Linked DNA regions of Mus musculus: region 1 is linked to region 2. Evidence: chromatin contacts called from ENCODE Hi-C or POLR2A ChIA-PET data. All regions are on one chromosome and are shown on one strand. Each heading gives the region's core, a stretch centred on a gene start or an enhancer-like site at or near the end of the contact. The rest is flanking DNA. Distances are from core to core; before and after follow the strand shown. Region 1 holds the start of Osgin1 (oxidative stress induced growth inhibitor 1). Region 2 holds the start of Mlycd (malonyl-CoA decarboxylase).

The links. Hi-C counts contacts between places; a loop is a spot of excess contacts on that map. ChIA-PET counts read pairs that join two places held with the same protein, here RNA polymerase II (POLR2A).
Region 1: a loop to region 2 is called in a map of gastrocnemius, with 2.1 times the contacts of the local background. The contact joins the promoter of Osgin1 here to the promoter of Mlycd in region 2. A Hi-C loop is called at or near these places in 1 of 37 maps with a recorded cell type or tissue (gastrocnemius). POLR2A ChIA-PET finds 5 or more read pairs at or near these places in 1 of 5 experiments (Patski).

Annotation. Positions count from the first base shown.
Region 1 is chr8:119,435,770-119,438,554 of GRCm38, forward strand. It overlaps Osgin1 (oxidative stress induced growth inhibitor 1), which reads left to right and starts at 1,378. Exons shown (of 6, transcript NM_027950.2): 1 at 1,378-1,524.
Region 2 is chr8:119,393,283-119,396,259 of GRCm38, forward strand. It overlaps Mlycd (malonyl-CoA decarboxylase), which reads left to right and starts at 1,612. Exons shown (of 5, transcript NM_019966.3): 1 at 1,612-2,188. The coding sequence starts at 1,664.

The sequences.
Region 1 (2,785 bases), core at 128-2,627, 42 kb after region 2:
GAGCATGTTGGGCAAGTGTTCTCCACTGAGCCATCTCCCAGCCCCGAGCCCAGGGTTTGAACATATCAGTGCACAATGGTACTTGGCCTTCAACCTAGGGTCTCATGCAATGCTAGGCACAGGTTCTACTGATCTATTCCCCAAAACCTATATGCGGTATTTTGAATAATCATTCTTTTAATCCAAGAAAAACAAAATATCATTTTTTAAATCAAAATGCTGTGCTAGCAGCCAAGACTCTTGCAGCCGAAGGATGTTCCACGAGGTGGGCCCAAGGACCCCGTCTTTCTTTACAACTCTGAAGTTTTCTTTTTCTGGAATTTGTATTCTTTACTTAATTTTTTTTCTTTAGAAAATTGTACCAAAGTGTCACTTTGTTTAATGAGTTCCTTTTTTTTTTTTAAAGAATTGTTTATGTAATATATATGAGTGTTCTGTCTTCAGACATACCAGAAGAGGGCATCAAATCCCATTACAGATGGTTGTGAGCCACCATGTGGTTGCTGAGAATTGAACTCAGAATCTCTGGAAGAGCAGCCAGTGCTCTTAATCGCTGAGTAGTCTCTTGGGTACTTAGAGTGAGAGCCTGACACTCCCCCCCCACCGCCCCTCCCCAGTTCTGGTCCTGGTGGTAGAGTGACAGCTGATCAGGACAGGAACAATGGCCACCAAGGTGAGTGCACCGACCTAAACCACTGCCCAACTTCCTTCTCTTGAGCCAAGGCTCCATATGGAAAAGCGCTATTCCAGACCCAGTGTGCAGTAAGGGATGTCTCCCTAGGACCCAGCTTCCGTTCACGGACCACAAGAACCGGCCAGCAGACTGGCGTGACCCCCTACAGGAAGAGAAGTCTATAAGGACCAGGGAGGACGGACACACACTCACATGCGCATGCACGCACACATGAGGGAGTCCAACTCAACCCCACTTTTCAGATGGGGAAACTGAGGTTTGTTCAGAGTCTCCAACCAGGAAGTCGCTGAGTGGGAGTTGTCGGGGTTGACCAGTGACTGAGGGTTTTTTCTGCACACACCCGTGTCCCCTCTCCCCACACGCTGGGGTGGGAAGTGAGTGGAAGATCAGAGCTTTCTGGAGTTCAGAAGCCAGCTGGCCAGCTATTTCTCAGAAGCCTACCACTCACTGGTAAGGAAGAGACCTAGTGGTCTCTTTCAAGATTCCCTAGTTCCTCCTTCAAACTGAACCCGGGAAGGGAGGAACTGGCCAGCAGGGGCCCTTTAAGACTGGCCAGGGCCAAGTTCATTCACCCAGGGGCCCCTGCTGACTCACGCTTATGAAAGTGATTTTCCTGGTCCCGCCCCTGCCTCCGCCTCCTCCCTGCCCCGCTGTGAAATACCCCTGCTAGCCTTGGGCCTCGCACAGCCTCTGGGATCCCCAGGGCTAATGGGCATCCTGTTCTTGCAGCAGGGCACCGTGACAAAGTCTCTCACCGTGTGACCAAGTTCCTCTGAGTGTCCAGACAACCCAGGCTCACCAGCTCCCTCCAGCTATCTACCATCCATCAGGTGAGTGGTCCGGGCAAGGCTGTGGGTGGGAAACAATAGCTATGGGGCAAGGGTGGGCAGACGGGGGTCAGGAAAGCCGGGGTGTACACTGACTGGTCCTGAGGAGGACTCTGGGAGTCCTCCCTGCACCTCCAGCGATGGCCATGGTTAAGTGTCTGGGACACTCTCCCCCAGCGGCCCCTGGCTTAGCAGCCTAATCCTAACTCGTGAAATAGCTGTTCCGGCAGGAAGGAGCATGGGTAGCCTTGCTCCTTCGAGGCACCAATGGCCACTGTGTCTCCAGCCTGGCGAGGTGCTCCAGTGGGTCCTAGGTACCAGGCTCAGACAAGCACAGCCGAGGGTTCCTGGGTACTCGGTTTACGGAAGGTGCGGTGGAGAAAGTGGTGGACCGTGGAGGTTGGGCCATCAGGCACCCTTGGGCCCAGGTGGAGCAGGCACTTGGAACGAGGGTTCACTGTGACTAAGGCCAGGTAACACTTGGCTGACTGCACACTTCCTCCTGCCCCAGGGCTTTGTGTCACTAGCAGCTGTCACTGCTACCTGTTGCTTTATTTGGGAATGGAGGGGAAAGGATCCCAAACGAGGCTGTCTAGGACCTAGACGAGATGTCCCCTCCCCTTCCATTTTCCCCAACCTCAGTTTCATTCATGAAGTGGGGATAAGAAACCCCCAGCTCTTGGGGGTGGTGGTGGCATTTTTAGAGACAAATGGTATATGGTTCCCAGCCCTCCCTGGCATGACGATTTCATAACCTTAGAAATGTCTGCAGTGTTACACCAGGGCAACTATCGCCACTTCTGAGAAACTCATTTTTTATGTGCTCATACCTGTGGGGTCAGAGGTCGATGGCTAGCGTCTTCCTCAGTCACTGTCCACACCTTCTTTTTCATTCTATTATCACTATCATTATTATTATTATTGCTAGAGAGAGCACAAGAACACGTGTAGAAATCAGACAGCCACCCCTCCCCCCCCCCCCCGCCAGGAGTCAGGGGTCAGGGGTCAGCTTTCTCCTTCCATCTTTATGTGAGTGCTGCCTGCCCATAAGTCACTGCCCTTGTACAACAAGTTACCTGCAGGGCCACTTCCCTCCAGGCTTCCCTCTCCTGGACTGAACCTGGAGCCTGTCATTCAGCTCTCTGGCGGGTGATCTCCAGGGGCCCTCCTGTGTTTGTCTCTCCAGACCTAGGATTACAGACATCTGCTTTTGACAGGAGTGTGGAGAATCTGAACTCAGTTCCTCACGGTTAGGCAAGCACTT
Region 2 (2,977 bases), core at 362-2,861:
ATGGTCCATAACCAGTGTCTGCTCTCGCATGATAGGCTGTTCCTGGATATCCTACCCACTATGGCAAACTCTTCCAAAAGGGCAGGTCCCAGCATCCACGGGCAGGCCTGAGGTGCTGTGGTACTAAAGACAGAGGCAGATGAAGAATGGAAGGGTACAGTTTATTGGAGAACTTACTCAAATGTATAGTCTTGGTAGACAGCAAAGCCAAACTGGATCCTACCACATGGGTCAGAAAGAGAGTCACAGACTCGAGTTAGGATAAAGTGACTTTCCCCCTAGCTGGAAGGCACGTGGTCCATCTTAAGTTCTTATCAAAGAGCCAGGTACAGGTTGGAGCCTGGATCCGGTTGTAAGGTCCCAGACGTCATTCTTGGGATTTGGTCTATCGATAGTTTGAAGAGAAACCATGCACCAAAAAATGAACTGTGGTTTCTCTAGGACAGTCACAACAGTCTGGATCCAAGATGACTGTCATCATATCAAGCTGAATCCATACAGAGCCTACTCTACCAGTCTGATTCCTTTTTGCAGTTATTTTAATGTGACTCCCTCCCTCAGATGGTAAACTGAAGGAGAATGAGCAGGGCTATTTCAAATGCAAGCCTAGGGTGGGCCTGGAACTCACCAAACAATTGAAAATCATTTCACTGAAAGAATGAATGAATGAATGAATGAATGAGGCCCAGCAAGGAAGCTGGTAGGGAAGAGATTCTTCCTATACCCATTTCCGGCATGACCAGACGGAAGCTCTAGGATGCAGCAGGAGGCATGGGCTGGGTCTCCAGCAGTTCTGTCTGGGTGGGATTCTTGACATGAGCCAGAGAGTACCTAGGGAGGGTCTGTTGGGAGAGACCCTGTTCTACTGTCCGCGGGTCGGGACAGGGTCAAAATGTCAAGTCAGAGAATTACTCTGAGAATTACATGCTTGGTGTGTACATGTGCATATACATTTCCTTGTACACACGTGTGGGGGTGCACGTATGTACATGTGTGGTTCTGGAAGCCAGAAGACACCTCGAGTGATGGCGCTACCCGCATACTTTTTGTTTGGTTGGTTTGGAGATAGGGTCTCTGGCTGACCTAGACTTACCTTGTTATCTGGACTGGCTGGCTCTTGTCCACCTCCCTGAGCTAGGACTACAAGCGTTTTCCCATGGGTTCTGGATATGAACTCAAGTTCTCAATCACTTTATCAAATGAGCCATCCCCATTCCTAGGAGACCTAGTCCAGCATGCAACCTTAAATTTCTCAGCTCCTCACCTACGCTAGATCCGAACCCTAGCACAGGAGGCTGCGTGCATAGCACGGTCCCGGGAAGAGCTGAGATGTCAAGCTCTCAGATCAAGAGAAGCGCGTGCGTAGTGGGGAAAGGGACTGAGGCGGTGACTCTCAGAACAGGTGTAAGGATGCAAGCCAAGAGGGCGAGTCAGGTGCCCCGGGGCTACCGGGTTCCGGGGACCTTTGGCTGCACTTGGCCTCCGGCCTGAGAAAGCCACCTCGCCCCTCCCCCGCCGTTCTACCCCCCGATTGGCCAATGTCTCCGTCCGCCGTCCGGCCTCGGCCAATGGGGCCGGCGAGAAACCGGAAGCCGGAGCCGGAAGCGAGGCAGAGGCCCGCTCTCCAGTGGCGTCTCCCGCTAGCAGCTGTCGCGGAGCTGTCATGCGAGGCCTCGGGCCAGGCTTGAGGGCTCGGCGCCTGCTCCCACTGCGGTCCCCGCCGCGGCCTCCGGGGCCCCGGGGACGTCGGCTGTGCGGCGGGCTCGCGGCCAGCGCCATGGACGAGCTGCTGCGGCGAGCCGTGCCCCCGACGCCGGCCTACGAGCTGCGCGAGAAGACGCCGGCGCCCGCCGAGGGCCAGTGCGCCGACTTCGTGAGCTTCTACGGCGGCCTGGCCGAGGCGTCCCAGCGCGCCGAGCTGCTCGGCCGCCTGGCTCAGGGCTTCGGCGTGGACCACGGCCAGGTGGCCGAGCAGAGCGCCGGGGTGCTGCAGCTGCGCCAGCAGGCGCGCGAGGCGGCCGTGCTGCTGCAGGCGGAGGACCGGTTGCGCTACGCGCTCGTGCCGCGGTATCGCGGCCTCTTCCATCACATCAGCAAGCTGGACGGCGGCGTGCGCTTCTTGGTGCAGCTGCGGGCCGATCTGCTGGAGGCGCAGGCCCTCAAGCTGGTGGAGGGGCCGCACGTCCGGGTAAGGCCCCGCCCGGGCCACCGCGACCCCGGGGCCGCCGCCCCCCGCCACCGCCCCGGGGCCCTGCCCACTTCCCACTCCCCACTCCCCAGACCCTTACCCATGCCCCTGCAGCCACCTCGCCGGCCTCAGATACCACGGTGCTTACTGCGTGGTTCGTAGCACTATCCTCGGGGGTCACTGTCGGGTGTGACACCCATTGCGCTTACTCCAAAATAGCTCTAGTTTTAACTGCGCTGTTCTTGAACAAGGATGGAACACGGCTTTGGGCAAAGTTTGGGCACCTCCCACGAACGTCCATCACCCTAACAGGTTACACGAAATGCACAAACATGGCCAAAAGTCAAGGTCACCACCGCCTGGGTCTCTAAAGCCTCCAGTCCTCTTTCTGCAATCTGACTTTGGACAAGAGATTTGATTCCAAACCCCCAGCCCCAGACGCAGTGATCCTAAGTTGACTTTTTAGTACCTGTGCTAGTCAGCAGCTTACCCAGCGATATCATGTAGCGTACAGATAACGGAGGTGTATATAGCTGAGACCCAAAGGATTGTCTAGCATAGCTGCCAGCCATTAATATTCAATAAAGAGGAGCATTGACCCTGAGTTCATACACAATGATATCACCATTTCAGAAGTCCCCAGTGTTCAAAGCCTCATCTGCTTTTTTCCTGACCTGCTTGAAACAGGCATGGCCATTTTTACTTCCATTCTGTCCTTTCGGTTGACACCTATCTCCTTTAGAGTGAAGGACATGACACGCTGAGGTGATGAGCTGTCCAAGACTTCAG